Linked DNA regions of Homo sapiens: region 2 is linked to region 1. A link is a loop called in an ENCODE intact Hi-C map of the cell type or tissue named here. Cell type or tissue: OCI-LY7. All regions are shown on one strand. Each heading gives the region's core, and the rest is flanking DNA. Links, peaks and the distances in the headings are about the cores only.

What was found. Peaks named below come from ENCODE experiments on the same cell type or tissue, not always from the same donor. Only the 100,000 strongest peaks of a DNase experiment are listed, where the experiment ranks them.
Region 2: it touches region 1 in a loop (8-fold over the local background); 1 of 110 quality-filtered maps calls a loop at or near these places.

Annotation. Positions count from the first base shown.
Region 1 is chr9:121,936,952-121,951,922 of GRCh38, forward strand. The region is part of intron 6 of TTLL11 (tubulin tyrosine ligase like 11); the gene reads right to left. Among named protein-coding and RNA genes, the nearest start is that of TTLL11, 150 kb to the right of the region's middle. In OCI-LY7, for the core only: no CTCF peak of the experiment used is centred there; DNase peaks (open chromatin) are centred at 6,140, 6,700, 8,140, 9,120 and 3 weaker places; H3K4me3 peaks cover 4,759 bases; H3K27ac peaks cover 5,000 bases.
Region 2 is chr9:121,699,566-121,714,536 of GRCh38, forward strand. All of the region lies in intron 3 of DAB2IP (DAB2 interacting protein), which reads left to right. Among named protein-coding and RNA genes, the nearest start is that of DAB2IP, 55 kb to the left of the region's middle. RefSeq lists an enhancer at 7,043-7,842. In OCI-LY7, for the core only: no CTCF peak of the experiment used is centred there; DNase peaks (open chromatin) are centred at 8,166 and 8,636; H3K4me3 peaks cover 1,186 bases; H3K27ac peaks cover 2,117 bases.

The sequences.
Region 1 (14,971 bases), core at 4,293-9,292:
GGTCTTTGACATCATTTCAAATTTCTGTAATGACACCACAAAATGCAGACAAGGATTTTGGTTTAAACCATCCCAGAAAATGACATTTCTTTCCCATTGCATGATGTTTTACATTTATCAAAGCCTTTTTACATATATTAATAAAACCCAACATTTTTACAACATTTTACTAAATTTTCCCACATGCTCATATGACAACATCTGTCAAGTGGTAACAATAATCTATCTCGTAAAGCAATTGTGAGGATTAAGTGGAAAAACGGACGTGAATAATGCCAGCTATTTTTGGTTGACTTTCACTTTGTGCCAGATACTGTGCTGAACATTTTATATCACATACAATCAGATGTAGTCTATGAGGTAGATCCTGTTACTGTCCTGCTTTAAGAGAAGAGGTTAACTGGGGCATACAAAAATGAAATAACTTACTAACTTGCTTACAGTGACATAGTTAATAATTGATGGGGCCAGAATTTGCATGCAAATTCATCTGACTCCAAAACCAGGGCACCTGGCAACTCCCCCAATTGCTTTGCTGTGCAAGGCTTTTGCAGACAGCAAGCACTAATCGTATTCACCAAACCATGAGTTCTTGGAGTCTAGAGATTCCCCTATTCCCCCCCACCCTTCTCTATTGGCATATAGTAGCTGCTTAATAAATGTTTGGTGATTCGATGGCTATGGAAATCAATGGAAGCAAAATAAAGAGACTCTGTGAAAAGTATTAAGAGATGTCCCTCCCTAGAAAAAGACCAGGCAAACCAAAAAAATCCTGAAATAAGAATATTCAAAGTAATTTAAATTTAAAAGAAAGAACATCAAACCCTCAGGGAAGAAAAATTTAAGAAAGAAAAAAATAAATCTAAGAAAAGAACCAAAGAGAATATCTGGAAATAAACCCAGTAAAGCATGAAAAATAATATATAATTACCAAGGTTTATCCTAGGATTGCAAGGATGGTATAAAATAACCTGATAAAAGATGCCTACCAAAACCCACAGCTGACATCACACTCAACAGTAAAACGTAAGAAAGATTTTCTTTAAAATCAGGAATGGCCAGGCGTGGTGGCTCACACCTGTAATCCCAGCACTTTGGGAGACCAAGGCGGGTGGATCATGAGGTCAAGAGATCAAGACCATCCTGGCCAACATGGTGAAATCCGGTCTCTACTAAAAATACAAAACATTAGCCGGGCATGGTGGTGGGCACCTGTAGTCCCCGCTACTCGGGAGGCTGAGGCAGGAGAATCACTTGAACCCGGGATGCAGAGGTTTCAGTGAGCCAAGATTGCACCACCACACTCCAGCCTGGGGAACAGAGTGAGACGCTGTCTCAAAAAGAAAAAAAAAAAAATCAGGAATATGACAAGCATGTCCACACTCCTAATTCCCACAATTAGGGAAATGAGACATAAAAAAAGAAATAAAAGGTATAAGGACTAAAAAGGGAATAAAACCATCATTCTTTGCAAACAAAAAATAAGACCATATAAAATTCAAAACTTCTATTTATCAAAAGGCAAATTACAACAGGGTAAAAGACAAATTATAGCCTAAGAGACCATATGTATAACTCATAAAACCATCAAAGGGTTTTTATCCAAGGTAAATAGAGCATTTCTACAAATAAGAAATTTCTACAAATTTTCTTAGAGCATTTCTGCTCTAAGAAAACAGAAATGGCAAAGAATATGAACAGATAATTCATAGAGAAAGAAATCCAAATGGCCAATAAATCTATGAAAAGGCCATAAACCTCATTAATGATCACAAGAATGCAAATTAAAGCAATATGACACCATTTGATATGCCTCAGATTGGCAAACATTTGATAAGTTTCATAACCAGGTGTTGGCAAGAAAGTTGGCAATGGAAATGCTCATATAAACTGGTGGGAGTGTAGGTTAGTACAATCGCTCTGGGGAGTAATTTCTCAGTATCCATTCTTTTAACAGCTATTTATTGAGTATTTACAAGGCACTGTTCTAGGTGCAAGGGATAAGGCAGCAAACCGAAGAGATAAAGTCCGATGTGAGAAAAATAACCAGTAAAATAGAAGATGCCTATTTCCACTCTAGGTGTTGACCGCAGAGGAACTCACACATGTGAATGAGAGACACGTATAAGGACATTGACCACAGCTGTGCTTGTAATAGCAGGGATGAAGAACAACTTGGCTTTTCCTTAGTAACAGTAACCTAATGAAGAGGGACTGCTGTATAATATTTCCTTTAATAAACCCTAGTATTTGCTTATAATAAAACTGGGGTTTATTGAGGGAAATATTAAATATTATAATCCCAGTTTATTTATAATATAACTAGGGTTTATAAAGGAAATATTATACAGCAGTTAAAGTAAATGTGGATCCAACATAGATCCAAACATCTTATTGGATAAATATCAGAAAGATAATGTGAAGCAAAAAGGCTGGTTGCCAAAGGAGATATGGCTTGTATCATTTATATAAAATGATGTCGTATCATTTATACAAAAAGGGACACATTAAATAGTCACTTTGTTGCCAAACATACCTATGTAGTAAAAGTAAAAGAACATAGTGATTCTCTGGGGGTAGGGGGAGAAGGATGTCATAGCAGTAGATGATTTATTTTTTAAAAAAGCACAAGAGTGAGAGATCCAAAGTAGATATGGCAAAACTGTTCATATCTGCAGAATCTTGGTGGGGAGTGCATACATATTCATTATATTGTTTTCTGAAAGTTTAAAATGTTTCATAATAATTTTTTTGTAATTTTATAAAAGCAAGAACAAAACAAAACTTCAGACCCCAGCACTGAGATAATCGCTGGTGCTCATCGTACCCCATTTCCTGCACCCAGCCCAGCCTGCAGACAGCAGGTAAGGCACCTCCGCGATGCAGTGACGGCTCTGAAGAGCCGTCCAGGCTTCAGCTGCTTGTATGCATTCGCTCAGCAAGGAGAGGATGAAGGCAGCAGAAGGCAGAGGGGAGCAGGGAAAGAGGCTGGGGGAGGGCTGGTGAGGACGAGAGGTGAGTGAATCTCTTGTACTACCTGAAAAGGTGACTGCCGAGAAAGGACAAATGTCTTCCCTCCTCCAGCGTTCTGAGAGGACTGCCTTGCCTTCCTTCGTTACTGGAACATGACAACCCAGCTCATTCTCAGATATTTCAACAATGGCACAGGTCAAACATTTATCCAGTCTCTCAAGGCTCAGCTTACAAGCAAAGGGCTTGTAATAGCTGTGTTATATTTTTTGAATCTTGTTTGATTCATAGTCATAAATCCTCTTTTCTAAATTAGGTGAAATTATGGGAAGCCTACAGGCTCTTCCCTCACCCTCCATCTCTAAAACTCTCTCTCTCCCTCCCTTGGATTTCTAACCATCTGTGATCTATAACTTTCTCTCTTTTTTTTTTTTGAGATGGAATCTCGCTCTGTTGCCCAGGCTGGAGTGCAGTGGTATGATCTCGGCTCACCACAACCTCTGCCTCCCAGGTTCAAGCGATTCTCCTGCCTCAGCCTCCCGAGTAGTTGGAACTATAGGCACACGCTACCCTGACCAGCTAATTTTTGTATTTTTAGTGGAGACGGGGTTTCACTATGTTGGGTTTCACTATGTCTCGAACTCCTGACCTCATGATCTGCCCACCTCAGCCTCCCAAAGTGCTGGGATTACAGGCATGAGCCACCATGCCCAGCCGACTTTCTCTCTCTTGATTTATCCTCCTCCTTCACTCACCCACACACAATCATCCACCACAGGAGAGGTAAAACACCATTTCTTACTCTACTCCGAAACTCTGTTTCTAGCTCACTGCATGGTAGAGAGCAGGCTCCATAGGACATTTGCTGATCTCCTCTTTTTCTATTTCATATAAACTGGAAATATAATTTTAATTAGATTACTAACTTCTTAAGGCATGCTTCAACTCTAATTAAACAAAGAGGTCTTTATTCACCATCAAACCTAGAAACATTGGCTAAAGGTAGCAGGAAAGCTGGAGGCTCCTGAGAACTCCAATTAAGGCAGAAGCCGGCTATATTTGGGAGCCAATTAATTTCACAATGTCGAAAACTAACACGTTTAAGATTCTACCGTTCACATCCATTTTTCTCCATGAAAACGTTTTAACTGTGTTGTGCCTGTCATCATCTTACCCAGAGTGTCTGTAAAAACTTTCATGTAAGGAAGACCTCAGGATTGCTAGATATAACCAAAGGCTTACTCTTTACCTTCTAAAATTGCAGTCAATTTTAAGACACTTTCAAGTCAATCCGCGTTCATCACCAAAGTGAGCCCTGAGTACTGCAAAATGCCTTTTGCACTGGCTTCTAAATGAAGTGGAGGTGGGAGCTGCTTTCCTCCTCTACCCTCCTCTCTTGGGCTTTCCACTGGTGGACTCACCTTCCGCTATGACCTCAACTACTATTGACAGGCTGATGGCTATGAAATCAGTGGTGATGGTGACAACAGTGATGACAACAGCCGACATTTGCGGAGCATTGACACGTGTCTTAAAGTCAACCTGTCTAAAACTGGACTTCTTTTCTTCTCCTGGAATCTATTCTTCCTGTTGCATTTCTCATGTTAATTCATTGTTTCATTGTCAACCGCATCATTCTTGAGTTTCTCAACTTCTTAGCTCATCAGATCCCACTGATTTCTCCCGCCTGCTGAGTAGAACTAGGAATGATGGTCTCTCTGATCAATTCTTTCCCAGCTCCCCTGCCCAGTGCTTTTGTTCAGAGGGCACACTTCTCATCTGCCAACTGGCCCTGCAGCCTTCTAGTTCTCCCTGACCCTGCTCATCTTCGGGACTGTCCCCCAGGGATATTTGTGTGGCACGGATCAGTACTCCTCTGTGTTCCCTGCCTCTGCCCAGTCGCTCAGGCCAAAATCCCAAGAGTATCCTTGATTCCTCTCTCCCTCTTCTCCCTCATTGTACCCAGCAGGAATCCTGCCACCCCTGCCTCCAAACACTCTGACCCTTCCCTCTTTCTCTTTCCCCACTGCTGCAGAGATTGTTCAAGCCATCACCATGCCTCCTGCAGGCCTCAAAATAACCAGGAAGGGCAAGAATAACCTGCCCTTCTCCCATGCAGTCCACAGAGTAGCCAAAAAGCAGCTCATGTCAACTTAACCCTAGAATCAAATCTATACTCTTACTCCAGCCTCTGCCATTCAGCCCCCAGCATCATCTACCATTCCTGCTCTTGCCCACCAACTCAGCCATGTTACCTTTGTGTCTGGTGAACTTCAAATGCACCAGACTCACCCTGCCTTAGGGCCTCTGTGCCAGCTGTTCCTGCTGCCTGACAGATTTTCCCTCAGCTCCTTGCATGTCCTCTCTGACACTCAGGTCTCAATTCCAATGTCACCTTCACAGTCAGGCCGCTTCTCTGATCATCCATTCTCAAATAGTTTCCCAGGCACTAACACATCGTCTTGGCCCTTCACTGTTGACTTATTTGCTCACTTGTGTATTTTATGTCTCCCTCTGTTGAAATGTAAGCTGTTTGAAAGCGGGGACCTCGCGATGAGCATCTTTCCTCTACTGTAACCCTGTAACCCCAGCTCCTAGAAGAGTGCCCGGTACACAGTGATTGCTCAATACATGTTTGTAGAGTGTTGAATGAATAAACAGGGATGTCACTCTAGTTAAAAACACCCTATTTTTCCTACTGCCATGGAATCTAGTCTGATCTCTGAGCCTGACATTCAGGCTCTCGCAGTCTAGTTCTGACCTGCCAAAATTAACCTCCTGCTACTCCCTCCCTCCTCACGTTTCTAATCTGTCTTATTTTTTTTTTTTTTTTTTTTTTTGCCTGAATATAGCGAGTGCTTTCACACTTTCCTGCCTTTGCAAATTTGGTTCTCACTGCCTGATGATTTTCCCTTTCTCTGTCTGATGAGCTTCTCTCATTCTGCAACAACCAAGCTCCAACATCCCCTCATTCAAGAAGGTGCAACCAAGTGCCCCCAAGCAAGGGAGCTGTTCGCTGTTCCCACGCCCTTTCATGCCGGCGTATCAGACTTGGGATGGCGTACAGTAGACCCTTGGCGCTGGCAGTCCTGAAGGTCACGTGGCATGTGAGATGTGAATGAAGATAACAATCCTAATCACACGATCGTGAAATGAGATGATGAGTGCAAAACGCCTTGGGTGACCTTGACTCACCCCCATCCGGAGGCAGGTTTGAATTAACAAGTTACTTAAGTAGTGAGTGAGCACCGCTGACCAATGAATATGTGCATAACAGCAGTCAATTTAGGGATTCCCAAAGGTTTCTGGACATGAGCCTGGTGACAGTCAAGGGCCAACTGTATTATAATTACTTATGTATCTTTTTCTCCCTTCTCAGAAACAGGCATGAGTAGCCTGGCTCTTCTTAGGCGTACGGACCGTAACAGACACTAAGATAAAGGTTTGTTGCATCAATAACTGAAATAAGATCTATGTGGATGTGTGAGTCCGTGAATGCAGGAAAGACTCACCACTTCCCCCAAACACTTACCTCTCCCACTTGTTAATGCCCAAATTATTTTACCGAGGGACAAAACCTTTTATTTTACAATGGAAGATCATTTAGGCCTCAGCAAAATGACAAACTGCTACATTTCTCAGATCTTCATGGTTGCTCAAGAATGATCAAAATAGTAAATGTTACACCTGCAGGTGTCTAGAAGCCAGAGCTTGTATCTATTTTGTTTAAACATCTGTCTCTCCACTCTCCAGTGAGCACCTCAAGAAAAACATGATGTCTCACTGTTCCCATCACTGTCCCCATCATCATACTTACTGGCCTCATTGCACTTGTTTTCTTTCTTTGTATACTCATGTGATGCCTACCTACCTCCTTTGAAATCCAGGCTTCGTGGGAATAGACCATGTAGGTTAGCCTTACAGGTCTATCCCCCTGTGCACCCCACACAGGAGATGCTCAGAAAATGTTTGTTGAATAAGTGAATGAATGATTCTATAAGACTGCCCATTTCTTTCTTCATGTCTGATCAAAGAAAACTCAATCCTTGTATTATGAATAGCTAACAGTGAGAGAGTCAAAACCCAGATTAATGGACATTTACAAATTCCTGATCAAAAGTGATTTTATACAATTGCATTTTCCTGGAAGGAAGAACAGACTATGACCAAATTAACAAAATGATAAAAATAGCATAGGAAGGCTGGTTGCACCATGAATAATCATTGAAGGACTAAACTTTTGCCCTTGGGGTAATTTTAGAATTTGGGACTTCACTAGTATAGCAAGAAAATATTGAGTTCCGGGCCTGGTGCGGTGGCTCACGCCTGTAATCTCAGCACTTTGGGAGGCCAAGGCGGGCAGATCATTTGAGATCAGAAGTTTGAGACCAGCCCGGCCAACATGACGAATCCCCGCCTCCACTAAAAACACAAAAATTAGCTGGGCATGGTGGCAGGCACCTGTAGTCTCAGCTACTTGGGAAGCTGAGGCAGGAGAATCACTTGAATCCAGGGGGCGGAGGTTGCAGTGAGCCGAGATCGCGCCACTGCACCCAGCCTGGGTGACAGAGTGAGACTCCATCTCAAAAAAAAAGGAAAAGAAAATATTGAGTTCCTTTAAGTGAATTGACAGTAATGGTGTTTTGTTTAATACATAATATACTTAAGCTATATTTTCAAATTATTTTTATTATTTTCCAGATGCTTTTAAACAAAAATACAAATTCCTATGTCATAAAGCGTGGTCCATTGGCAAATGGAAATCAATAAGCAAGTGACAGTGAAGAAGCTATTGAAAAGAACAAGGACATAGGCCAGCCCCAGGTTGAATTCCAGCCTGGCCCACACTGGCTATGTGACTTTAGGCAGTGACTCAGTTCTCTGAGACCAGGCTTCCTCTTCTGGAAAAGCAGTATTTGCAAAATCCCGTGAGAAATCGACAAGATAATAACATTTGCAAAGAACCCACACTGCTCTGGGCACCATAAATAGTAACAGTAATGTGTAACAATAACATTCATCTCAGAAAAATGTGGCATCAGCAAAGAACTGGAAATGCTTGTTTTCAGGGTTAAAAAAATACCATTAGTGTTTCTTCACTAAATAAACTAGTAATTTTAGTAGCCCAATCTGGAGGCCTGTGGTTTAACAAGCAACTAATTAGAAACTGGTGCTCCCTAAGCGCTGAGTGACACCTGCTTTTAAAACTGTACCCACAGAGAGGAGTCGGGTGCAAGGGACAGTTGCTGGCTGTGCTGTCTCCGGAAAATACAGCTTAGGAGCAAATCCCAGATGATCTCTTTTAATAAAATCTTCTCTGAAAAATACATGGGTTAATAATATGAACAAAGGAGGTTTGCTGAGGTCCCATCAGTTTAATTCCACCCAGTATCAGATTATTCCTGCCAGGATGGGCTGTGAAAATAATGAAAGCAATAATTAAAAGTAAATTATGCAAATGGCAAGGGCAGGAATGGTAGATTGGGAGATTGCTCGGAAGGAAGAGTGATTTGATCTGATCTGTTCAAGGAGCCGACCACAATGATGCTCTTACCCACCCACTGAGCATGCCTCTGCCATTCCTCCTCTAAAGTGTCCACGAGGTCCTCCTCTCTGCCCACAGGGCAGATCTAAAGCTCCTTAACCTGGCATTCAAGGTCCTTTATAGTCCAAATCCCTGCCAATCCTTCCAAATTCATTCCCTCTGCTTCCTACACCACCCCTTCCATCTATACCGAACTACTTACAATTTTCCAAACTCACTCTACATTTAATGATTCCATTCAGGACAGTATTGGAGAGAAAATTTATTTTAAAAGTCAATGTCCATGTCCCTTAAAGAAAGTGATCCACAATTTAACAACCATGGATAAATCCTGCCATGGGAACTGAATCTCCCTGTGAAATTTCTGGAAATTACAAACACACTCCACTTCCCTGGAAAGTCACCCTTTCAAAAACTTATCCCTCTAAGTCACAGTCCTGAACATGGAGGTAAGATAGAATCGCCTCCCATCCACCCATCCTTCCTTCCATCTTTCGAAAATATAAAAAAAACTCTATGTGCCAGGCCCCATGCCAAATGCCAAGGGCATGAATGCATCCGATGTGGTTCTGAGCCTTGAAGAGCTCACAGGATGTTTAAACCATAAATCCAGCATTCCTTCTGCTGGGTTCATAACGGGCACTAAATAAGTATTTGTTGAATTAAGACAAACAGGTAAACTAATAATGACAATATAATACAGGAACTACTGTGCCAGAGTGGACACACAGAGTGCCCTGGGCCTGGGGGTGAGATGTGCAAAGGCATAGAGGCATCAAAAAGCGTGGCATGCTTGGGGGTCTCAACAAGCCGACAGGAGCTGGGGAATGAGATAGGGAGAGAATGGTGGGTAGAATCCCAGAATCCTTTGCTCCTGGGCCCCCTTCCCCTGGCATGACCTCATCAGTTTCCACTTAAGATCCACACAGGCACAAAACACGCACACAGCCCTCTGGTTTTGCCACAGCTCATGGCCGACTAGGCAAAGCAGGTGGGGCTTACAGAGGCAGGGGCTTTGACCACGGGAATCATACCTGGGGCCAGCCTTCAAGATTTAGGAAGACGAAAAAGTTCTTGTGCAAAAAACAGTTACCAGGTTACCACACAGTACAACAGGCTGGGAAGGCTATCCTGTAACCCCTGCTGTGTGCTAAGCCCGCTGACTTATTTTGGAGGTGACAGGCATGCTCACTACCCACAAGTGTCCGTCAGGACCAGTGGTCCTCAAACGTGATTTGCATATTTGAATCACTGGTGTTTCAAAGAGTGTTCTTTTAATTTTTTTAAAACCATGTTCAGGCTCCACCCCCAGAAATTCTGGTTTAATTGGTCTGAGGTGGAGCCCAGGCAGAGAAGTTCCCTATTGGTTCCAATATGCAGCTGAGCTTGAGAACCACTGTTTCTGGGATTTTCCAGGGTCCCCACTCAGCCTACCCCCATTCATTAGATCACCTGCTTGGCCCTGACAGCACTTGGGACCCCTGACCTCTGCCGCCTTCTCTGGTCCTCACTATCCCTCATGGTGTGGTCATGTTTAGCTCAATTTATACATAGAAACTCAGATTAAAGATCCTGTTCCAGGTAGCCCAGCTCTCAAGCAGAAAAATGGGGACTAAAACCAGGTATGTCCAGGTCTAACAACCACGTCCTTTCCACAGTGCTACGCTGCTTCCTTGCAGAGCTGAGCTCAAGCTGTCCATAAATATTCAGGAGTCTTTTGAGCTGGTTGTTAAAAACCACTGATAGCCTGAAATTAGCTGTGGTGGGAATATTTACACCATGGAAATAGACAAACACTACCCATCAGGAAGTGTTTTGTTTTGTTTTTTGAAACCAGTTTGCCAGCACACCTCTTAATTCCAAGGCACCAAGAAAAAAGAAAAAATATCAAATTATGTTCCTTCAATTTCAGGAAGCAGCTGTATCATGCATTTTAGGAAGATTTCAACTCCAAATAGTTAAAATTGAAAGAGCTTTTTGAGTTTAGAGAGATAAACCTCAAGTGTGCGAAAAATATACACCTGTAATTTTTATCAAGATGCCACATGGGTACAGATGCATTCTGCATGCTGCTATGGGTTGGGTGCATTTGACTTAAAGTCACTTAGTGTCAGTGAAAAAGGAAAATACAAGTGTAGAACAAGGTCCCTGGAAGTGCTCCCTATCTCAGCCACAGAGAGCATAATAGAAAATGTTCTCTGAAACAAGCCACCTGGCAGCCCACCTCTGCCTCAGATACCTTGATATGTGGAGTTTCAATATTGGAATGCTGGATGGGAGCCTCCTATTACAGAATAACAAGAGAGACTAACAGAAGTTACTTACCCCCCAGGATCTCCAGTACCCCCGCGGAGCTCAGCTTTAAGTGGTCCCCACTGAACAAAGAACTGTGACATTTCTCTCCCCAGCATGGTTCCTCTAACAGCAGGGCTCGATAGCTACAAAGCCTGGTTATGCTGGTGCCGTGCTTTTGGAGGATGGAAGGAGATTGTAAATTGAAAAGGAATAAAGAAAACTACCATTTACTGACTGTCTACTCTGCAACTAGGCACTGAGCTAGACACTCTCAGACCTGGCACTAGAATTGACACTTACTGAATAACTATTACATGTCAAGCCCTATTCCAGGCCCTTAGCTACATTAGCTCATTGCATCCTCTTAATAACCCTGTGAAGTGGCTCCAATCATCCCTATTTTACAGAGGAGAACATAGAGATGTAGATAGCTGAAAGCATTTCCTAAGTTAACACAACCGGAACATGGCAGGCAGGACCAGAACCAAAGCAATGATCCTGGGGCTGCTCTTCTGAGAAATGGAAATGCTTCTGGCAGACAGGGAATTGTCACTGACTTGAACTCTAGTCTTCGGGTATTCAGTAGTTACCAGAAAACTAACCATGAACCTCAATATCACAGTGACAGAAAAAATGTTTCTTACATATGTTTCTGTAATTAGCAAATTATAGAAACGATTTGTAGGTAGCTACTGTTCATCAAGTAATATCTACCACCTCTGGGAACTCTGCCAGTCACTTGATGATGGTGATTACATGCCGCTCTCCAAGCCCTTCCATACGCCCGGCACAGGACTAAACAAGCATTTAACATCGATCCTTGTAATGACTGGATGAGGTAGGTATGGTCCCAGTTTACAGATGCAGAAACTGAAGTTTGAAGAGCAACTTGCTCAAGGTCACAGAGCCAGGAAGTGGCAGAACCAGGCTGGAGTTCAGGATCTGGGGCCTCAAAAGCTGTGGTCCTAACTCTAGCTGCCAAGCATGTGCGCTGCAGAGTGGGTTAGACCATTCCTGAATGGGTGACATTGCATGGCTACTCAGGGGTCAGTAAACTGCTGTTTTCTGAGTTCCCACTGCAGGAAGCTAGTGCAGACACAACACGGTATAAGAGCAAGAACATGACCTGATGCAAGCTTTGGGCACAAAGGGACCAAAATGGGAATGTGTCCTCCCTAGTCATAGGGCTCAGCATTTCTTACCAAGGCATGGCTGCCCTAGAAATGTGGAATCTTGGAGGTGAGAATGACCTTCAGGCAGGCTGGGCCAGCCTCTCACACAATGTTTGTGTCACCATTGCAATCCTGAGTCAGACACTCTGCCACTCACTCTTGTGAGATGGGGCCATCTCACAAGATTGTGTCTATGATTAAATGAGATATTAGTAAAAGTGCTAAATCCAATGACTATCACATTAGTTAACAGCAATTAACATAGTTAATCCCTCCCTCATCCAACCACTCAATACATTTTAAATTAGAGTCTATTATGTACCAGGCTTGGGATAAAACCCACGCTCAAGCTTCAGGGCTGATTTGGGGAGGAAAATCATTGATTCATTAATTAATTTATTCAACAAACATTTACTATTCTATGATGGCACTAAGTTAAAACCTCTAAGACAAACTCGTTGTCTTAGACGGAATCCAACACAAATTAGTTGGATGACTAAGACACATTCACCAGTAACTACTGTGAAATGACAATGAGCATAATAACTAACATTTTGTGTGATGTCTCATAGTTTAAAAAGCACTTTCACACTTGTAATTGGGTCTTGCAAGAAATGCAGATTCAGATGAGTCAAGTGACCTGCCTGGGGCCACACAGTCAGTGCAAAAGTTTGATTCAAATCTAGGTGTCTGACACCAAAGCTTGGCTGTCTCTCCTCTACCATCTGCGTCACCCGGCTCTGCTTGGGTCCATCAGTCTGCCCAGTGGCAGCCCTGTTCCACTTTTAGAAAACCTTGATTATGAGAAAGTTTTTGCAAATATTCATTAAAAAATCTGCCTTCTGCAAAATTCTATCTCATTTCTCTTAGCTCTTCTTTCCCTCCAGAGCCATACTGAATAAATGTTCCTCTCCCTGTCCTCAGAGAAACTTTAAGATAGTCTTCCTCAAGTCTTCTCTGCCCCAGGCAACATGTCTGGGTCTTCAGTCCTTCCTGTTCTGACACAACTACTAATCCCTCCCCAGCTTGCTCTGTCCGCATCCATCCAGCCTCTACTCACACTCCCTGGCTTGGTGGAGGTTATCTTTCACCTTTTCCCTATGACTAAGGAGGACACATTCCCATTTCGGTCCCTTTGTGCCCAAAGCTTGCATCAGGTCACGTTCTTGCTCCTGTACCATGTTGCGTCTGCACTAGCTTCATGCATTGGAAGAGTATTCCAATGACTCTTCACCCAAGATTCAGTTATGACCCTCCTAGGCGCTCTGCACCCCGTATCACCGCACTCCTCAAATGATGTTGGGATCTTCCATCTGTGTGTCACTCTTTGCAGGCAGTGAGCTCCCTGAGGCCGTGGGCTGGTCTGTAACCATGATCACAGCACAGCCCCTCTCCCTAAGTGCCCACCACATCCCAGGCACTGTTTAGGCACCTTCCACTGAGTACCCCAACCATACCAGATAGGTGCTATTATTAAATTAACCCCTGTCCCAAAGCCTGACAAAGGGCAAGGATTCATAGATTTTTTCAGGACTGAATGAAACTCCAATTTATTCATATCCCAAAGACTGGTGTCAAGGGTGGTTTCTCTGACCAGAACAAGGTAGAGTCTGACCTGAGGCCAGCAGGTGCCACAGGGGTCCTTCAGAGAGCCTGGCTTCTCCCGGGGACACTTGAGAGCTCACCGGGCAAGGGAGAGAAATGAACCGTATCGAAAAATGTGGTCTGGGGTGAGACATCAGCAATAATCACTGCCAGGAAAAGGAGGGCTGCTGGTTAGTGCCGAATGCCAATGACAGGAAAGCTGCAAGGGACTGACCAAGCCTCCCTCCAGGCTTTGAGGAGCTTGTCGCCTGGGCTCCTAACGACACGAGCTCTGGGATGAACCGAACCTGGCTCAAATCATGACTCTGTCCATGACCTGGAGTAAAATGAGGACAATAATACCTTATAGGGTTACGGTAAAAATTAAACCCGAAAGCGCTTGGCCACAGTAACCCTCGATAAATGTGATGTTGATGATGATGACGAGGGGACAAGGAGGCTGCAGAGTGAAGCCACAGCCCCCTGCTCCATCTTCTTTCTGGGCACACTCACTGCCAGGGCTGCCTCTGGCACACAAAGCTGTCCTGTAAAGCCTGATGGCGGAACATCAGCTCGTGAACACTCTGGGTCTGTGTCAAATTCCCACTAATGATTTCTCAGCATAAATTAAATGGAGTGAAGATTTTCTAATGGCCACTACAGAATTACATGACAGCTTCCAGGAGAAGCTACAAAAATAGCTGGAATCAGAAGGATGGTCATTCGGATGCCTGCAAGTTTCTCATTAATTTAATTTCTTCTTTCCTCCTGGCTTGTGGATCTTTTTTGTAAGAGCTGACAGAAAAGACATGCATAACAAGCCACCAGGTATTCCCAGCCTATTTAAATAAGCCTAAAGAGAGAGCAGTGACCATATTGTATAGCAAGTGGAATTCAGCATTGCATTAAAACCACCACCATAAATAATAAAATTTATTTATATTTACATAAACTTGCATAATTTACAAGGGACACTTATGTATTTGTCTTTATCTCATTTGACCTTCTATAATTTATGGAGCACTCATCATGGGCCTGGCATTTTTAATATATTATCTCACTTAATTTTCACAGTGACTGATTATTATCTCTATTTTACAGGCAAGGTTTAACAAAGTAGAAGAATTCCTCTGGAATCACACTGTTACAGGAAAGAGGTCCTGATCCAGACTCCAAGAGAGGTTTCTTGGACCTCCCGCAGGAAAGAATTCAGGGCGAGTCCGAGTAAAGTGAAAGCGAGTTTATTAAGAAAGTAGAGGAATAAAAGAACGGCTACTCCATAGAACAGCCCCGAGGGCTGCTGGTTGCCCATTTTTATGGTTATTTCTTGATGACATGCTAAACAAAGGGTAGATTATTCATGTCTCCCCTTTTTAGACCATATAGGGTTACTTCCTGCCATTGC
Region 2 (14,971 bases), core at 6,178-11,177, 240 kb before region 1:
GGGGGGACCCCACGCCGCCCGCCGGGAACTTATGGGGCCACCTCGGCCGGACTAGGGGGCCCGAGGGGAGGACCCTGTGCCTCCCTCCGGGGTTAGGTGAGTAGAAGAGAGGAGAGCAGAGGGTGCCCGCGGCGGCCCGGGCGAGGCCGGGCGCGAAGTCCCCTCGCAGGGAAGTCCTGCCTCGCCTGTCCGAGGTGGGCATTGTTTCCCGGGCCGTGCGGTGCCCGAACCGGGGACGGAAGTGGGGCCTCTGCCGCCAGGACCCATCCCCCTGCCTTGGGAGCCCCTGGGTATCAGATACAAAAGGCATTTTCGGCCGGGTTTGGCCGAGACCGGGCGCTGCCCGTGGTGAGGGGAAGGGTGAACATCTGGAGGGGAGGAGCAGGGGGCTGGGCCACTTAGGGGGCACATCTGCTCTAAGTAGGGCGCGTGCTCCACTGGGGGCTGGCGCTAGCAGAGCGGGCAGTGCCCAGGCCCTGAGCTGGGGGCACAGCCTGAGGCTGGGGAGCCAGGGCCATCTCCTCTCCAGCCTAGGCAGCTGCTTCTCTCCTTCCCTCACCTCTCCACTCTCAGGGGTGTCTCCTGCTTTCTGTTTCCTTCTCCTGGGCCAGCCGGGAGCAGGTGTGGAAATTCCGCGGGGAGGTGGCTGGTGGGGCAGAAGGGGAGAGGGAGGAGGAGGTGGTTCAACCTGCCGGGAGACGCTGGCCAGGGAGCAGGCTTCAGCTCGCAAGGGCAAGCCATCCTGTCCTCCAGGGGGCACTGGGCGGACACAGCCTCTCAGGGCCCAGGTCCTCCTCGAGTGGTGCCAGCCACAGGCACCTTTCCACTTAGGCACAGGCATGGTGATGGATTCCAGTGCCAGTTAGAACATGTCCCTGCCCAGCCTGTGGAGGTGAAAGTACGGGCAGGCACCGAGGAGCCTTTTCAGCATTCAGCCCGAACGTCTCAGACCACTGGCATCTGCCTTCGTAGGGCTGTGTCCGTGTTGGCACTCCCTGTAGGGGAGGCGTAGGTAGCATGAAAATGTCTCTCCCCTCCCCCTTGGTTCTAGCGGGCAGAGGAGTACAAGTTACAGCCCAACTCCTGCCCAAGGTTGAGTGACTGTTTAACTGACCCCTAGCATCTTCCTGGAGAGTAACACTTCCACCTCCCAGTAGAATGGCTAGACGTTTAATTTCCATCGTCCCAGAGCCGCGCTCTCCAGTGCATCCTCACCACTGCCTGCAGCTGGTTTCCTGCCCCAGCTGCCAAGCCCAGCCTGAGGCGGGACCCTCAGCCTTTCTCTGATGGCCCTGGTGCCCCAGGGGACCAGGCGTGCCCTGGCAGGAAGATGCAGCCAGGCCAGAGCTCAGCGCTGGGTGCAGTCACTGCGTCTTTGAAAATCTCGCTTCCCATCTTTGTTATTGTCTGGGCGGCAGGCCACCCGGTTTGCTGCCTTCCTCCCTCCACCGGGCCCCTGCCTTCGGCTGTCTTCCCCAGGAACATGCCCTTCTCCGCGCTTTCCTTGGCGGGGGTCAGGACCCTCTGCACCCGCATGCGGGGGCTTGTGTACGTACCCCGTTTTGTGTGCATGTGGTGGTTGTCCGGGGAGCAGGAGAGACAACAGGCAGTCCGGCTTCTGAGTGTGTCTGCTCTCCCGGGAGCAGGCGGCATGCATGTCATGTTTACCTCCTTACAGCGGGAAGCCTGTACCTAGAAGCCGGCAAGTGCTGGCTGGCCACCCTAGCCAGAGGTCGGGGCATGGCCAAGACGACCTCGTGCGGGTCCTGCCCCACTTGGCCTCAGGTCAGCCTTGCCACATGCTGAAGGGGCGCAGAGTGGGGGTTGGGAGTGAAACTACAAGCCTGTTTCTGGAAACAGTAGGAAACGGTAGCGGTTGGAGCAGAATGTCACTGGCAGCGGTGTGGAATTGTCTTATTAATTTTCTATAAACAAAATATGGCTTGGTGGCCTCTCTGGCACAGGAAGGGAGCCTAGATTTCCCATGGACAGGCAGAAAGACTGGGTTTGAAATCTCTCTACCCAGCCTTGGAGCTGAAATAGGCTTTCCCAGGACTGGGGTCTCCTGATTTGCTGCTTTGCTTAGGAACAGATTCGTCGGCTGCTGCTGGGATGGATGGGCAGAAATTTCTCTGGGGCTGTCCCTGGAGTCATCCTATTTGGAGTTCAGTGAGTAAAAACAACTATGGTGACCCCGCCCGCCCCCCAGCTCATGGCCAAACCTGGATGAGTGGAGCAGTGCCTCTCCCTGCTCTGATGTGGTGTGGTTGTGATGTTGAAGGCTGGGAGGGCAGGATGGGCTGTCTTTGGCTTGGTTTAGCAGCAAGGAAGGGTTGTGTCCTGGCTCCATGGGACCCCCACTGGCTGCCATGCCTCTGGCTGGGGAGAGGGTAAGTGCCAAGACGCTAGCCTCAGTGAGTGGGTGGGACACGAGTGGGAAGGACGGTGGGGGCTTCTAGGGTGTCGAGCGGGAGTCCTGGTCCCCATGGCCTTCCCGTGTAGATGAGCGGCACAGGGCACTCTGGGGCGGCCACTTGAGTTCTGACTTTGGATGAATCTATCTGGTTTATATGGCTGCTGAAGAGGCTTTGTTGAATGCTGTCTGCGTGCTCCGCAAGCTGCTGTGTTGGGGAGGTGGTTTTTTTGCGCTGGAATTCTCTCATCTGGAGGTTGGAAACCAGTTGGTTCTGTGCTGGGATTTTTTTGGCTCCCTGGAAAAGGAGTCGGTTTCAGGGGTGGGGATGCCGAACCTGGCTGGTTGGGATTGAGGGTTGCTATCTGGTTGTGAGGCTGGGGTCAGGCCAGGCAGTGCTTGGTTGGCACAGCTGGGCTCTGGGGGCTGGGGGCTGTAGGACAGGCTTGAGCCTTCGGACTTATTCTTCTGAAACGGCCTCAGGGGAGGTTGCCAGCTGGTCTCCACAGTCTCTGGGTCCCTCAGACACTCATTTCTTCTTCAGAAGCTTTGGCAGTAAGCACCAAGGACAGGTGATCATTTCTCCTGGGTAACAAACACATGCTGCTTGGAGCGCTTTCCAGGTGAAAGGTGTGCCGGCAAAAGCATTTTCATTTTGCACACTGGAAATGCTGCTGCTTCATTTACAGGGCTGTTTTAATGTTGGTAAAAGTGATATAGAGGATGTGGTTCTGTCAGCCCAGAGGATAATTTCCAAGTCATTCATTTATTTATTAATGTTACTGAGGAGCTAGGAGGGTCAGTTGGCAATATTATGCTTTCCTCATTCCTTCTCTCTCCTGATGCTGTTTCTGGGTGACTCTAGCCCTCCACACCTGCTGGGAATATGCTTCCTTTGGCATGCTACCTGTCTAAACTTACCACAGTAGTTACTCTAAAGTGTCTGTACCCCCATCAAGCTCTTCCCAGTCATCCTGGTGCGGAGCTTAGCTCATAAATGCAGGCAGCTCTGGGGCAGGTAGGCAAGGCTGCTATGTGTGGAGTTAGGGATCGATTCCCCCTTCCAGAGTATGTGTGTGCTGGCTGGCGTTCCCACACCTGAAAGTTACTAATGGTGGAATTCCAAGTGATAAGGGACTAGGGAAGGAGATACAGTACTTGGATGTTGGGGATGGCAGCTTCCAGGGACCCTCACCTGGACCTGGGTAGGCAGGAATCAATTCTGCCCCTTGTGGTGAGACAGTCCCTGGAGGAGGGAGAGTGAGGAAGGTTGATGAGGAACAGGGGAAATGGAAGTTAGGGTCTATTTTCCTGCTTTAGTTGCTGACAGTAAGTGCAGGCAGGACTGGGCACCCAAGTCTGGTGTTTCTTGCCCTTGTTCCCTCCCCTACTATAGACAGGGAGGGCCTGGTCCTTTTTTTGGGGACTAGTCTGTCTAGTGTGGTGATGTCAAGATGATAGTGCAGTTTAGACAATTGCCAGGAGTCATGGGATGTATGTGATCTTTGGATTTGAAGCCAAGCATTCCTGGGGCAAGTCACGTAACCTTTTGCAGCCTCAGTTTGCTCATCTGCAGAATGGGCATCATGATAATCATGTTGTTGAAGACATTAACATTAATACATTTAGCACACTTTTCATAGAAATTTTCTGGTTCAGTGCTGTTTTCTTAGCATTTAACACTGGGTCTTGCACATTTCTTAAATGTTTCTAAAATTTAATTAAATAATGTGTGAAAGAGGTTAGATTAATATGTCATAGGTTTTCAGTTAATATTGGTAGGGTTAAGTCACCTCGTCTTGGTAAGCCTCAGTTTTCTCATCCACAGTGTGGGAATAATAAGCAATCATGTGGCCTCATCCTGAGGTTCAAGAGATAATAGATGTTGCTGTGCCTGGTAAGGTGATTCGAGCTTAAGATGGGTCATTATTGCCTTAAACTTAAGAAACAGCCATTATTACCTAGAGCACAGGATGTTTTCCTAGGGATTCCTGCTTACACCTGGGAAAGCAAAGCTCTCATGTGTGTTTTAATAATCAGTTTTAAAAGTTCATTGTTCCATCTTCCGTTTGGGTCATACTTGTTTTTAATCATTTAGGCATTTAGGTTATGTCTAGGTTTTCTTTATTAAAAATGACACTGGGATTTAAATCCTTGAATATTTATCTTTGCCTACATTTCTGATTTTTCCCAAAGGATAAAGTCTTAGAAACAGAATTACTAGGTCTAAAAATATGAAGAGTTTGAGATTTTTCTTAGAAAAATGTCACCCACCAAAATCCTGTAATAATTCATACCCCTCCCCAGTGATTTTTGAGAGTGCTTACCTGTTTCCTCACACCCTTCAAAACATTGGATGTCATCATTAAAGCAGTCTTTATCGTTTGGATAGGCAGAAAAAGGGCATTTTTTTGTTATTTGCATTCATTTGCTTGTTGGTGATCGAATAGTGCTTTCCTGAGTTTCATGGCCAGTGGCAGTGCTTCTTTTGAGACTTGTCTATTCCTGTCCTTTGCCTGAGTGTTCTGACAAGCCTCTTGCAGGATTCTTGGTTGCCCTGTTTGGTCTTCCTCAGCTCTGAGAGGTCCCATGTAGGTGGATCCTACACGTTAAATGAGCCTCTGCCTTCCAAGAGGTATGACAAGGAATTCATTAATTACCTGTAAGGAAGGCTCACCTGGCTGTCCTCTCCTCCTCCCCCTCCCTTCTTCTTTCCACCTTCCTCCCGTCCTCTCCTCTCCATAAGGAAATCAGGTTTAATTCCTAATCCTATCATTCATAAGGATGCCCTGTATTTACACAGCACTTTAAGAGGTCTTCTGCCCTGTAGGGTAGGTAGGCAGTGAAAGGGCTGCTCTATGGCCAGGAAAACTGAGGCACACAGTCAAAGGCATGGAGCTGGGGCCTATGCAGAAGCCAGGCATTGGAACCAGATCCCCTCTCAACTGCAGCATTGTACTTGAGCCCCATGGGCACCTTTGGGGGCAGGGCTGACCGGCCCAGGAGCACATGATTCTGAGTCTCATCTCTAGAGAGGAAGGGGAGAGCCACAGAATACGACCTGGACGTATAGAAGAATCAATTTATTTTTTGCTTTCTCATTTTTATTACTCTCCTTTAGATCTGGAGCTCCCTTGTGTACCTTCCCAAGATCTGAGCTGGGCAATGTTTTTAGGAACGGTGGAAATTAGCTAGTGAGAATGGGATCAGCAAGGCTGGGGTTTCAAAGGCTGGAGAAGCCTTTCTTTGCACAAGCATATGTTTGTCTGTGTACGTCTTTTGTATGTGTTGCAAGTGTGCACCTGTCCTCATGAAGATGTGTGTACATTATATGTTAATGTCCTTATACATGTCTGTGCATTTAATTGAGTTAATACAGGTGAAGTATTTGGAACAGTGCCTGGTACATCATATGGGGTGAGACTGTATAAAGTTGCTGTTTTGGGAGGCCAAATACAGGCAATTGCATATGATTCAATCTATGTGTTCAGGTTAAGTGTTGGCTACTATTGTTATTATCGTGTGTTTTCTTCTTGGGTATGCATCTGCCAGTTGTTTGTACATGTCTGTGTACGTATACCCTGTTGTGCCCATGTGTATAGTGTGTTCTGTGAGCACTCACGTGCATACTTGTGTGCATGTGTGCACTTTCTGTCTGGGTGCATGGACACTGAGCTGGCCGGTGTGTGAATAAGCTCCCCACCTTCTTGGGGAGAACTTCCCAGAGAGCAACTCTTTGCCTCCCCTCTCACCTTCGGTTACCAGGCAGAGCCCAGGCCCAGGTGCCAGGCCTGACAGGTGCCATGGGACTGCTTTCATTCTCCTCCAGGTAGCCCTGCCTATTTCCAGGCCCCATATTAGAATATGCAAATCGACTCTTTAATGGAATTCCTTTGCAAAATATTACTTGAACCAGTAAGTTAATTACCAGGCTCTAATTAATGGCTATTTTAGAAGGCCACAGAACAAAACTGGAGGAGATCATAAGAGACCAAAAAGGCAAGAGGGAAAAGCATCCAGCTCCCCCAGTCGGCTTGGTGACTCCTTCCAGGGTGGCAGGGTGTGCTTAGCTTCTCTCTGCTCTGAGCTGCCAGTCCGCTCCCTTGTGATGATTGGCTGTAGGTGAGTGAATGCTCCCCTTGCACGAAGAACCTCTGGTGGTTCTAGTCTCTTGGCCATCAGTGCATCCATCTGCGAGGTGTGTCCAGGGCAGCATCTGCCTGGGGATGGGGTGAGAATGTGTGGATAGCAAGCCTGGGCTGAGGTGGGGCTGCACCAACCTCAGAGCAGCCGGGTGACATGCCCAAGGCTTGGGCTGTGGGAGGGACAGTCACTGGCCACTCTGTTTTCCCACCCCTCCAGGGGCCTGTGGGCTATCGCTGCAGGGAAGCCACCCCCCAGTCAGAGCCTGGGAGCCTGAGGCAGCTTCTCACAGCCAACTCTCCACCAAGGGCCCAACTCCCTCCCCTCCACTTCTCTCTGAGTTCGCGGTGGAGTCACCTGTGGCCCATGTGTGATGTGAGAGCTTGCTTGCACACCCCTTCCTTGGGCTCTTGGTCAGGCCCTGCCTCTGTGTGACTATGGGCAAGCCGTGGTTCCTCTCTGCCCCTCCTTCCACTCATCCATCAAGAGGAGTGATTGTACCTGCCCACCTACCTCAAAGGGCTGGCTGGAAACTCGCAGGAGATTTTAGTGATGGAAATGATAGGGGAGTTTCCCCTCCCAGCTGGGGCATGCCTGTGTTACCATCCCCTCCTGAGATAGAGGTCGTCTCTGTCCTCTGTGAGCATGTGGCTGTCCTCCCTTGTGTATACAGGCCATGCCACCTACCACCTGGGCATGCACACATGCACGTCCTTGTGGAAGCCACCAGCGTGCAGCAGATATCCCCTCTGGGCCACAGGGGCGATGGGGTGAAAACCTACGGGAGGGAGAGGGAAACAGGGTCCATCCCCACCCACAAAGGTTCCTGGCACCCTGCCTGAGAATTGGGGGAGGGGTAAGAAGTGATCCCAAGGCTGGAGGTCAGGCCCCATCTTGAGGGTTGCCCAAGGAGTAAGACCTCCCTTCCTCCCCTCCCTGTGTTGGCTTAGGAGGCCTGCGTTCTGCAGACCCCTAGGGTTATCCCCTTGTAGACCTCAGCTGATGACAGTGCCTTGGCGGTGGGCTGCTTGGAGGCACTAACAGAGCACTTTGCGCCCTGTGCCAGAGGCATTTAGAGTTGGCCTGTGAATAACTGAGTGTGCTTAAATTTTTTAAGAGGGATGGACTGACTGGTGGGCAGCCTGAGACTGTACTTTTTAGAGGTTGCGCAAAAGGCAGCCTGAGAAGGTTTTTGCCACCTCCACCCTTCTGCCGCCCCCCTCAGTTTTCCCATCTCTCAGGTGGGGCTAGTGGTACATTACTGCATCAGATGCTCTGCCGAGTGAGTTACTCCTTAGCACAATGAGATCCCACCTCCACTTTTCAGTGGGCAGCCCCCACGGGGGACCAGAGCAGCCCTTCTCCCTACTGTCCCAGTTAACCATCACCTCCTGCCTGTCGCCCTAACTTTTCTGGAACAAGCAGGGCCCTTGTTTTCAGGCTGGGCCTGATTGTAAAAGAGTGCACTGGGGAGAGATAGAGATGGCACCAGGGTAGCATGGGCCCTAATTTGATGCGACGTTGTCATGGGAAGTTTTCATACCAAGGGCAGTGAATTAGTGTAGTGTCTCCCTGTGCCCAATGACTAAGGGGAAGTTAATTTCATGCTCTGCCTTTTTGACATTCATAATCAGAACGTTGTATTGCAGCTGCAGATTGTTAGCAGGTGAAGGATGTGTGAGCCTCAACAATTACTGTTTCTGGCTTGGGAGGAGATTGATTAATAGATTGTTCCCAGCCCCACCCCCTCTGCTTCTTACTCCCGTTTGTGCTTTCTTTCCCTCTTTCCAACTTCACCACATTTCGTCAGGAAACTAAGTGGCTATGACTAAATCCCTACTCTTGTACTAGAAACCCAGGGCAGAGGAGGACCTGTATGAGGAGGAATTGCCTAGGACACCTGATAAAATGCAGATTCTTGGACTCCACCCCAGACCTTCTGAATTATACCCTCTGGGTGGGGTGGTCTTGCTTCCCCAAAGTTTGCTCCTTTTGCAGAGGGGCAGGCATTGTGCCCCAGCTGTGTGCTAGTGACTTGCCTAAGCACTTCCTGTGCTGTATTCTTACTGATTTCTCATAGCAAGAGGGCTTTTTGTTTCCCATTTCACAGGTGTAGAAACTGAAACCCGATGTGTGAGTGGCCCAAAGTCACACACTGGAGGAAACCCAGTAACCAGGCAAGTCCATTCCCTGGTTGATGTCAAGATCCCACCAGTAGCATGTCATGTCCTTTCTCATTAAGGCTGTGATGCCTTTTGAAATAAACCCTCTCCCTCCTCAGAGAAGTAGCAGTAGCCCCCTTCTGTGCTTGCACTAGGCTCCCATTGTGAAAAGCTCCTGCACACCAGTGCCCTGGGTCTCCTGAGGGTGCTTGGAACAGTCAGGGCATTCATGACTGATCTGCATTTTGCAGCTGTGGTGGGTGACGCTCAGAGAGGTGAAGGGGCAGAGGCAAGGGGAGCTGGAACTTGTCTCCTAACTCCAGGTCCAGTGCTCAGCCCACCTGTGCCACCAAGGCCTGCTCTTCTCACTGACTTCCTGGTTGCAGGTGGGGAAACTGAGGTTCAGGGAAGTGTACCCATTTACTTAGGATTGAGCGAGCAGCAGTAATGCAATTCAAGGTCCGCCAAGTCAAATTCCACAGGACAGGACTAGTCAGCATTTTAGGAGTGGATCTTGTACCCTTGGCTCCCGCCTGAGAATGGAAGTCTTCCAGACCCCTTGGAAGGTCTCGGCTCAGGGAAGAGAATGACTGTCTTTGGAGAGACTAGGCCAGGTGGGGTGGGCTGCACTCCCAACTAAGGAGGCCAGGCACCTGCTAGGGTAGTGGGAGGTGATGGGGGATCTGCGCCTGTGAGGTGGGCAGCTGGAATCTGAACCTAGGGCTGCCTTACTCTAAAACCCCGTCCCCCACACCGCCAGTTGCCATGGAGGTTAATAGCAGGCGTTCCTGAGTCAGTCTCCCAGAGCTGGTCCAAGGCCCAGCTCCACCAACTGCTTCCCTCTGAGCTTGAGATTCTCTATTTCAGTAAAGCAAAAACAAAAACAGAAACTAGTGTCTCGGGGCCCAGGATTCCTGGCACAGGGCTGGCCCAGTCTTTCCTGGGCTTTGGTTTACTGCATTCAGGTCATGAAGCCCCTGGAGCTGCTGGAGAATGGAGCCATCGTAGCGGGGCGGGGGACGGAGATGCCTTTCATCCTGCTCTGTTCATGGCAAGCTGCTTCTGATGCTGTGATAGCCCCACCCACTGCCCCACCCACTGCCCGTGAGTGGCCACTCAGGATGGGCCAGGCTCTGTGCCTGGTGCTTTCTCGTGCATTTGCTCAGCTCATTCTTACTATAGCCCTTTGAAGGATACGTGCTATTACTGTCCCCATTTTACAGAGAAGAAAATTGAGTCACAGAGAGACTGAGCAGCTTGTTGAAGTCCTACAGCTCATAAGTGGCAGAGCTGGGTTTCAAACCCAGGCGGTTGGCTTTATTATGTAAGGCCCCCTGTCAAGCACCGTTCTACATAGCCTGTGCTCATGTGCTCTGTTTCACATTACATGTTCTGTCAGTGATCACACTGATAAACCACCTGGTCACTTAAGAAGCACCCGTGTGGCAGGCATTATGCATGGTATGTGCATCATCTCTGATTTTCTTGACTACCCTCATTTTATCCTTCCCCCATTTTACAGGTGAGGAAACTGGCCTTAGAGTATAAAATCACATAGCCAGGATTAGCCTCAGGTTACCTTTAGAATCTAGATCTCTTTGTATCCACAGCCAGGGCCCTCTCTAGTATATTAGCTGACATGGCTGGGCACATCCTATGCGCCAGGCCCTGCTCTCTACACTTCACTGAGCTGAACTCACTTCACCCTCACAGCAGCCCGTGAGATATATACTGTTGCAGTCCCTGGTTCACAGCCAAGGAAGCGTGAGTTGCATGGCCAGAAATGGCAGAGCTGGGATTAAACCCAAGCCGTCTGGCTCCCACATCAGTGTTTTTAACCACCCCACAGTACTGCCCTCTCCCTATCTTACAGGTGAGGAATTTGAGGTTCCAAGAGGTAAAAGTCACTTGCCCTGAGTCGGACAGCAGGTGAGTGGCATAGACAGGATTTGCATCCAGGTCTTTCTAGAATGTTTTTCTGTCTCCCAGGTGAGAGAATGTGGCTGCTGCCAGGCGGTTTGGAAGTATGTCCCAAGGGCACCCGGGGCTCTGCTGGGGGCTGCTGTGGGTGCCCAAGTCCTGAGGTGGTAGGGGTGGCAGTGGAGGCAGGCCTTAAGAAAGAGTCATCAGGATGTGAGGGCAGGCTCGGCTCAGTGACTGCCCCTCCTATTTGCAACTTATCACTTATTCTCAAGCGTCTTTTTCTGTGGCTCCCCCAGGGTTCTGGGCTCCCACACCTCTTTTCACCTGGGCAGAGCTGATGAGCTGTGGCTGCGTTTGGATCTGTTGACTTATAATGCTGGGTGAGGTGGGGCAGGTACAAGAAGGGGTCGTGGCTAGGCTAAGTGGCCTTCCATAGCACTTCCCTTCCTCCAAGGTCAGAAGAACATAGAGGTGACTTCCATCACTACCCAGGAGGGTGAAGGCAAACAGGGTGATGATGATGGTGGCCAGGGACTCCCCCACCAGCCTCTGCTCAGGATCTGTGGGAAGATGGGTGAAGCTGGCGCTGAAATCCCCAGCCACCCCAGGCAGTACTACAGCAGACTCACCAAGGGAGTTGCCTATTGTGCTGCAGGCCACACTGCCCTGGTGTCACCACCTTCTGTGGACTGGATGTGACGTAGGGAAGTGGTAGTGCCAGGGCCAGATGTTCTGCCCGGAGCCCATCCAGCCTGCCTGAGGTGGTCTTGCTCAGTTGCCCTAGGATCATAAAGTCCACGAATTTGATGGTTGTTTATGAGGATAGTGAAAACCTATTCCAGAGAGTTTCAGAATTAAGGAAAAATGGAGCTGGCAGAGAACTTAGTCTTAGAGTCTGTACAAGCCAGGGGTGCACTTGAAAGGCCTTGTTGTCTTTCGTACCTCTGCTGCTTATTGTTCAGAGCACCCATAGGAGTGTTTTCCCGAACTGGGTTCCATGGAACACATTCTTAAAGATGTTAATGGGCGTTTGCGATGAGAGAATTCCATAGTCCAAACAGGACTGGGGAGCAGTCTGTCCAGAGTTTCTCAAACTCAGTGTCAGAGGTTCTTGGAGGTGAGACTTGATGTTTTACTCCAGTGGGGTGATTGTGTGCTCAAATACATTTTACATCCTCAAATTTTGCTTCCTCATTCTTGGGAAATCATTTGTGACCCAGGAGATGAAAGGCCCTGAGAGGTCCTGCAATGAAGAAGTCAGTTTTGCTTTGTTTAATCCAGGGTTTCCTGTCCCCCAACCCCAGGAGCAGCTGTTAACATCTGTGGAGCAGTTGTATTTTGCAGAACATTATTTGGTAAACATTCTTTTGAGGTGTTATGTCTCCTCAGAAGCATGTTTTGGAGGAAACTCTGGAAGTGTTCCCTGCCCTTAGTACCTGCAGGAGTAAGCCTTGAATGATGGCATTGCTGGCTCAGCAACAGGTAGTGGGTCATATGTATTTGAAAAAAGTCATCCTAGGTCCTCAATATCATTCCTCAAAGCAGCTACCAGCTCTCCTGTGTGTGGGATGGGGCCTGGCTCTGGTCAGAGAGCCCTCTGTGGGGAGGTGGTTTGTCTGGGACCAGCCTAGGCCTAGGGTGTAGGGGTTTATTCCCCTTTTTGCAGGCTGGGTGGCGTCCATGTACCTGGCAGCTTGGGCTCTGGGCCTCCCCATCCCCCTCTAGACTCCCTCTGCAGAAGGCAGTGGTCAGGCAGAGGCTGCCCACAGATTTGCATAATTGCACCGTCTCCTGAATAATTAATAAAGCTCTGTCCTTGCTGGGAGCAAAGTCTGCACCGTTATGGATGGGTTTGCCATGGATAGGTTTGCCGGAGCTCTTCCAGGGGAGCCGATGGTTCCTGGACTCCTCTGCTTTTCCTGGCATGGAGCCCCCAGAGAGAGGAGAGGGCACTGGGTTGGGGGCTGGCTCTGGTGTGTCCACATGGCTCCCATAGCATGATAAAGGGCAGGTGAGGGGTAGTGTGTGCTTTCTTCCAGGATCCACACATGGGTTTTCTAGCACACAGATGGTTTAGGATTCTTATTCTTCTTGCTTTCTGTGGTCCCACTAACCCTTTTTCTCTGAAGTGTGATCAGCTGTTGTGGGGCTTAGCCCTCTTTTCTGGCAGCCCAAAGGGAGCAATGCTTATGCAGCAGGTAAGAGCAATGAGGGCCAGTTTTCAGACAAGTAGGGGAGGGGGAGGTGTTTCTGCTTGGGGCCCTTCTTCAATCCCTCCCAGTTTCTGGGCTTGTTAAAGTTGGAGGTAGCCTGGGAGTGATTCCTATTTGAGATTTCTAAATCCCTTTTGATGGTGTTTCATTGACGTGAATTTTCCCTCTGACGCATGGCCTTGTCTCCCTTTCATGCTAGAAAGGAGAGTAAGGGGTGGGCCTGCCCCCAACATGTGGTTGACATTGGGGAAAGTCCTAGAGTCTCGCCACGCCATGAGTACTCTTGAAAGGCCTTGCTCCAAACCTTCTGTAGGAGTATTTCTTAAATGGGTTCTACTGAACATATTCTTACAGATGTTAATGGGTACTTGGGATGAGGGAATTCCACAGTCCAAACAGGTCCAGTGAACCAAGTCAGTCAGTTTCTTTAATGCATGGCTCCTTAGAGGCTTTAATGTGCCAGCGTGTGTCTGAGCCCCTGGGAGGGCGTACAGGATGCTCTGCTTCCCATCCACACCGGCACTCCAGAGTGTTGGCACATCTCCAGCAATGGGGAGCTCTTTCCACCTGGAGCGGCCCCTGCCCTTGGAGGACAGTGCCAACTCTTGTAAACTTCCCCCTTTGTGGAGCTTCCCCAGGCAGCATTTATGTGGCACCTTGTCATTCCCCACATGGCCCTCACACCAGCTAGGAAGGTGGCAGGGCAGGGATTATTCCATTTTATAGATAAGGTAACTGAGGCCCAGAGCGGGTAATTGTCTCACCCAGGGGCACATAGAGTTGATATTTAAACCCACGTCTGCCAGCTGGGCCTTCAGCTCTTTCCTCTTGGCCACCAAGAAACCATTTGCTCCCTGGATAGATGTCAGTATGTTGGCTGGGGTGGGGCCTTAGGACCTGTTGCTCTGACAGTGCCCTTCCCAGCTTGCTTGGAGTGTCTAGAGGGTGGAGGCAGGAGTGAGTGAAAGCCTTCCTTCAGGGTTTCCAAGCTGTGGGGCCTGGCTTTGGAGCCATTTGTAGACAGGGGCCTAAAACCGCCAGATGCCTGCTTATCACACCATTCCCGACTCTCACCCTTTTCCTTCTCCTGCCCTCTTGTTGTAGGGTGGGAATGTTTGAGGTGCCCCAGAAACTGGGTATGCACTCAACTTTGGCCAGTAGTGGTGGTGCAGGGGTGAAGGAGCAGGGCAGGGGGTTCCAGCTGGCTTGTCTTTCTCCAGGCCTTCCTGAGAGTTACTGGACAAGCTTGGTGGATGGCCAGGGGAGCCTGGGGTGAATTTGTTCACAGCAGCTGGGCTTAGAGGCTGCACCGGGGCTGAGATGTGACTTCAGGACTCAGGCCAACTGTTTTATATCTCAAAAATCTTGGGTTATACCATACACCATGAAAGGTACTGCATTGCCACACCTGACACTTCCATTCTGGTCCCAAAGCAAGCCACACGGGGGCTCTCTGATGAACAGAATCCTGCTCTGCTGACACATGGACCCAGATCCAGATCCGACGCCCTGACTTCCTCCATGATCTGGGACAAGTCACCTAATCTCTGAACCTCTGTCTCCTCATTTTTAAATGGGCACCATGATTGTGGTGCCTACCTCCCAGGGTTTTGAGGTCTACATGGGATCATGTTACATGGTAATTTGATCATATTCTGTCATCACACACATGTACTCACATTCTCACACACCATGCTTTTGCTTTTTTGTTTGAGATCCCACAACCTGCCAGCACATCCAACCCAGTCTTCCCAGGGTCCACCTCATCATATATATAGCAAGAGATGGCCCAAGACACATGAAGTGATGTTTGTGCTGACATTTCTCCCACTTAGAAAATCAATATTCTGTGGTCTGCCTAATTGCTCTGTTGCTGCTAAATGAGTCATTATGGAGGGAAAATAGCAAATGCATTGTGAGATTAATGGGAGAAAATGGTTGGCAAATGACTTTGGTTTGCTTCGGAAACTCTGAGAAGGTGTTACTACGTGAAATCTGCAGAGCCATGCAAGGCCGAGTCCTGAGCAGCAGGGAGACAGGCAGGCAGCTATTGGCGCTGTGAGCCTCCCTTTTAGGGCGGGGCACCGATTCAAATATTATAGAGGCTGGACTCAGGA